Regions from separate parts of the Homo sapiens genome. Here region 2 is linked to region 1. A link is an interaction called in ENCODE POLR2A ChIA-PET data of the cell type or tissue named here. Cell type or tissue: OCI-LY7. All regions are shown on one strand.

Region 1 (2,500 bases):
GTTGAAAAATTATTTCTCTGTTGTTGAAGCTCTCAATTGTATTTTTATTCTTTGAGTTATTCCGCTCCAAGGTTTGTTTAGTTCTTTTTTATGAACTCTTTCTCTTTGTTGAATTTCTCATTGTGATCATGAATTGTTTTTCTGATTTCATTGAATTATCTATCGATATTCTTTTGTATCTCACTGAGATTCCTAGGATCATTATTTTGAATTCCTTTTCAGACACGTCATAGATTTCCTTTCCTTTGGTTTTGTTATTAGAGAATTATTGTGTTCCTTTGAAGGTGTCATGTTTCCTTGTTTTTCATGTTTCTTGTGTTCCTACACTGATATTTGTGCATCTAATGGAGCAGTCAGCCCTTCCAAATTTATGGAGTAGCTTCCATAGGGAAAGCCTTTTTCCTGTAGATGTGTCCTGTATTGTTGGTTTGGTAGGGTGCTTTGAATTTTGTTCTGTGAGTGCAGTAATGCAGTCTCCATGTGATTTCTTTAGCTCTAATCAATGTCAGTGGTGGTGTCTGTGAGTGCCTCAGTGGCCTAGACTGAAGGTGTTTGTGGAGGCTGTTGTGTGGCTTTGCTAGAGGCAGGGGCTACTAGATGGGTTGGTTCTTAAGTTCTTGCGGTGGGGGTGTGCACTGAGCATAGTGTCTCCACCAGTTGTCAGGATGGTGTTGCCAGCTGCAGTGGGCACTGGACGAGCTGGTCCTTGGTTCCTGGGGGGTATACATGGTGCATGGCTACTTTGCAGTTGAAGGAGATGGGGTTGCTGGTGGCAGTGGGCACCACACAGGCAGGTTCTTCGTCCCTAGGGGGCATATATAATATGAGACGATTGGAGGGGGCAGGGTGACTGGCAGTGGTGGGTACCAGTTGGACCAGTTCTGGGTTCCTGGAATATGTTTGCAATGCGTGACAGTTCTGCCATTGGAGGGGACAGAGTCATTGGTGGTGGTGGGTATCAGGCAGCTTGTTTTATGGCTCTAAGGAATGTGTATGTCTGTTCCTCCAGTCCTGAGGGTGGCCTCCATGCTGTCCTGAACTGCCTGCTCCCTGGAGTGTAGGGCAATGCATAGACTCAGGTGCTGGGGTTAAGGCTGTACTGCTGGGTCTAGCTGGGGTGGTGGTGCAGTTTTCCATATGGGTATCAGGGGATGATGGCTGGTCTCCAAAAATGTAGACATGTAGTGGCTATAGGATCCCAGGTCAAGATGCACACCAACAGCAACCTCATTCCCCAAATGGCCACCATGCTGTAGCAGCTTTGGTCCTGGGAGTAAGGGGGCACTTGGTGTGTGTTCCTTCTTTAGAGCAATGAGGTTATGCAGACTCCAGGCAGCTCCCTATTATGGATTCAAGGCTTGTGAGACTTGTGAGGCATGCCAGCAGCTAAGATTGCAGATGTCCTCAGTTGAAATGGGGACTGCTGAGGAGCTCCTGCTTACCTTTTCCCCACAATGAGAAGTCCCTTTTGACTCTGAGCTGACCCCAGCTGAATGTTTCACTTCCCTGTCTATGCTGCCATCACATCCATGCCTCAGAGGGTTTTTGTCACTTTCTTGCTGTATTTCCGTGTTCTCCTTTAGTTGCTCTACTCACAGTACAGTTATTTGTTGTTTTCTTCTTCTTTGTGCAGGAGATGAGTGTTTGGCATCCCTAGTCAGCCATCTTGATCTGGTTTTCTTGTGAGTTAATTTTTGCACAATGTATGAGACTTTGGTTAAAGTTTTTGTTTTTGTTTTTTTCCTATGGATATTCAATTGCTCCAGTACCGTTTATTGCAAAGGCTATTCTTATGTCATTGAATAGCTTTTGCACTTTTGTCAAAAATCATTGGACATACTTATGTGGGGTTATTTCCTGACTCTCTATTCTGTTTCATTGATCTACGTGTCTGTTCCTCTACCAATACTACATGGTCTTGTGTACCCTTCACAAGATTATTGTAGCTATGTAAAAAATCTTAAAGCCAGCAATAGTGATTCCTTCCACTTTATTTTTACTTGTATAAAATTATTTTAGCTGTATGAGTTCCTTTGCCTTTCTATGTACATTTTAGAATAATTTTATCTATACATACAAAAAGTCTTGCTGGGATTTTGATAGAAATTGTGTTAAGTTTGCACATCAATTTGAATAGAGTTGATATCTTTGCTACAGTGAGTGTTCCAACCCATGAACACAGTATGTCTCTCCATTTATTTAGAGCCTTGAGTTCAGCATTTTTTAGTTTTCAGCATACATGTTCTATACATGTTTTGTTAGATTTATACCTCAGTATTTTTTTCTTTGGGGGAACACAGTCTTTCATCACTAAATATGATGTTAACTATGCTTTTTCAGTAGATATTCTTTATCAAATTGAAGAAGTTTCCCATCTATTTCTAGTTTTCTGAAAGCTTTTTGTCATTAATAGGTGTTATTTTTTAAAAGTGCTTTTTTTCTGCTTTAATTGATACGATTTCCATCCTTTTACTCTCAATTTACCTGTAGTTTTATATTT
Region 2 (2,500 bases), 1.1 Mb after region 1:
TCAGTGTGCTCGACCTGAAAAATAAAACCAAGACATTCTCTTACATAACCACAATGTAAATATAAAAATTGGGGAAATAATGTTAATGCAGTACTGTCCTCTAACCTAGATCTGGATGTTGCCAATTGTTCCTTTAATGCGGTACAGTTCCTCGGTCTTTCTTTGCATTTCCTGCCACTGACAGTTTTGAAGAGATAAGTCCAGTATTTTTAGAGTGTACCTCATGGTTATATTCAAGTTACGCACTTTTGATGTGAATGCCATAGAAGTAATGTGCTGTTTTTCTCAATGAATCACATCTCACTTTTTAAAGTGAAAGTCATTCTTCAATCTCCTCCATTCCTACTCCCCTCCTAAGAGGTAAATAACCACTGTTAACGATTGGTATTCATCTAGTATTTTGTCTATGCACTTATATACACACATATCTATACACAGGCACACTTGTACCCTTTAAAAACATAATAAAATGAGAACACTATATCCTTACTGCTCTGCAATTTACCTTTTTTCATTTAAGTGTACGTCTTTGGCAATCTTTCCATGTCAGTGCATGCAGATTCCCTTTATTCTTTTAAAAATGGCATATATATATGTATATATATGCCACATATGTGTATATATATATACACACACATATATATACATATATATACATATATATACATATGCCACATATGTGTGTGCATATATATATATATATATATATATATATACACATATATATATATATATATTTTTTTTTTTCCCCTAGAGACTGCCTCTGGCTATGTTGCCCAGGCTTGTCTCAAACTCCTGGGCTCAGGCAATCTGCCCTCCTCAGCCTCCCAAAGTGTTAGGATTACAGGTGTGAGCCACTGTGCCCAGCCAAACGTGGCATAATATTTTTAAATGGTATAAATGTGTTCTTGTTTAGTTTGTTCCCTACTAATGAATATTTCCATTTTTTCTATCACAATGTTTGTACACACATTTAAGAACATACCTCATTTATAATTGTGATAGATGCTATTAAATAGCTCTCCTAACACACTTTTCCAGTTTGTATTCTCATCTACTGTGCATGAGATAATTTGCATTTTTCTGACTGTTAGTGATGCAGAGCACCTATTCACGGCCTTTGGGTTTCCTGTTCTGTGAATTGCCTGTTAGTGGTCTTTGCTGTGAGAATGCTGAATTGTCCGTCTTTGTCTGACTACTTATTTCTCCAGGCCTCACTCATTTCTGTTCCTCTGCAGAGGCTTCTCCACGTCCCCTAATCAGCCACTACCCCCTCCTCTGCTGTCCCACAACACTGTTCACACCGTGCCCAGGCCTTCATTTACCAACCATTCCATAAAAAATCTACTCATTCCAAAAGTGTCCACTGTGAGCCTTCTCTGTGCTTGGCCTTGGGCTAGGTGCTGGGTGGAGAGACATGAGCCAGTCATCATAGACTCCATGCTAAAGTTCAGTTTTGATATGCAGCTTTGAGCATAGAAAAGAGCATGAGTTTTAGATCTAGACATAACTTGAGTTGAATTCCAGCTTCACCACTTCCCAGCTGTGTAATTCAGAGCAAGTCACTTGATTACTCCAAGTCTCCATTTCCATACTAGTGAGGTGAGGCTAATCCCTCCCTAAGAGAGTCACTTGAAGCTGGACAAGAGACAATATATCTGAAGTGGTTAGCAAGGGCCTGTTACACAGTAGGCTTGCAGTAAATGAATGGTAGTTGAAAGGCAACTGTTAAGAGGTCAAAATCAGTTAGTTCTCAGAGGTTCTAGGAGCCACCAATAAACTGGAAAATAAAAAGGAAGGAGGTAGCTCCTCTCTTTGCAATGCAAAGGATATGGATGAGTGCCGCTTGCCCAGATCCTGCTACAGAATATCTTTCCTGCTCTCTGCAGCAGATTTCTGCTTTGTCCTGGCCCCTCATCCCAATTCAGCTGCGCATTGTTGTCCTACTACCACTGCCGTGGGAAGAACAGGTGCTTCCCTTCTCAAATAAATGTTGGTCTCTTTAGAAAATACTCTGTAAGAAAGACTTCAGGATATTTGTGCATGCTGTCACCCATGATTTCAAGAAGTAGGGGCTGGGCACTGTGGTTCACACTGAGGCGGGAGGACTGCTTGAGACAGGAATTCAAGACCAGCCTGGTTAACACGGCGAGATCCCATCTCTACAAAATGTTTATAGTTTTAAATTAGCCAGGTGCAGTGTGGTGATGCACGCCTGTAGTCCCAGCTTCCTGGGAGGCTCAGGTGGGAAGATCTCTTGAGCCCAGGAGGTTGAGGTGCCAGTGAGCTGTGTTTACACCACTGCACTCCAGCCTGAGTGACAGAGTGAGATACTGTGTCGAAAAAAAAAAAAAAAAGAAAAGAAAAGAAAAGAAAAAAAGGAGAAATGGGGAGTAGAGACAGCTTCAATTAGAAAGAGAAATGCTGTGTATGTGGAGAGAGGCTGAGGTGGAAAGTTTCCCTGAAGACCCAAAACTGCCGCAGAGTAGGGTGAGTGGGT

Evidence for each region. ChIA-PET counts read pairs that join two places held together with the same protein. Peaks named below come from ENCODE experiments on the same cell type or tissue, not always from the same donor. Only the 100,000 strongest peaks of a DNase experiment are listed, where the experiment ranks them.
Region 2: POLR2A ChIA-PET joins it to region 1 with 5 read pairs; 1 of 35 experiments calls an interaction of 5 or more read pairs at or near these places.

Annotation. Positions count from the first base shown.
Region 1 is chr9:35,975,421-35,977,920 of GRCh38, forward strand. No RefSeq gene overlaps it. Among named protein-coding and RNA genes, the nearest start is that of OR2S2, 19 kb to the left of the region's middle. In OCI-LY7, no CTCF peak of the experiment used is centred here; a DNase peak (open chromatin) is centred at 1,521; H3K4me3 peaks cover 510 bases; H3K27ac peaks cover 993 bases.
Region 2 is chr9:37,073,854-37,076,353 of GRCh38, forward strand. No RefSeq gene overlaps it. Among named protein-coding and RNA genes, the nearest start is that of PAX5, 41 kb to the left of the region's middle. In OCI-LY7, no CTCF peak of the experiment used is centred here; DNase peaks (open chromatin) are centred at 188, 838, 1,148 and 2,143; H3K4me3 peaks cover 1,940 bases; H3K27ac peaks cover 2,500 bases.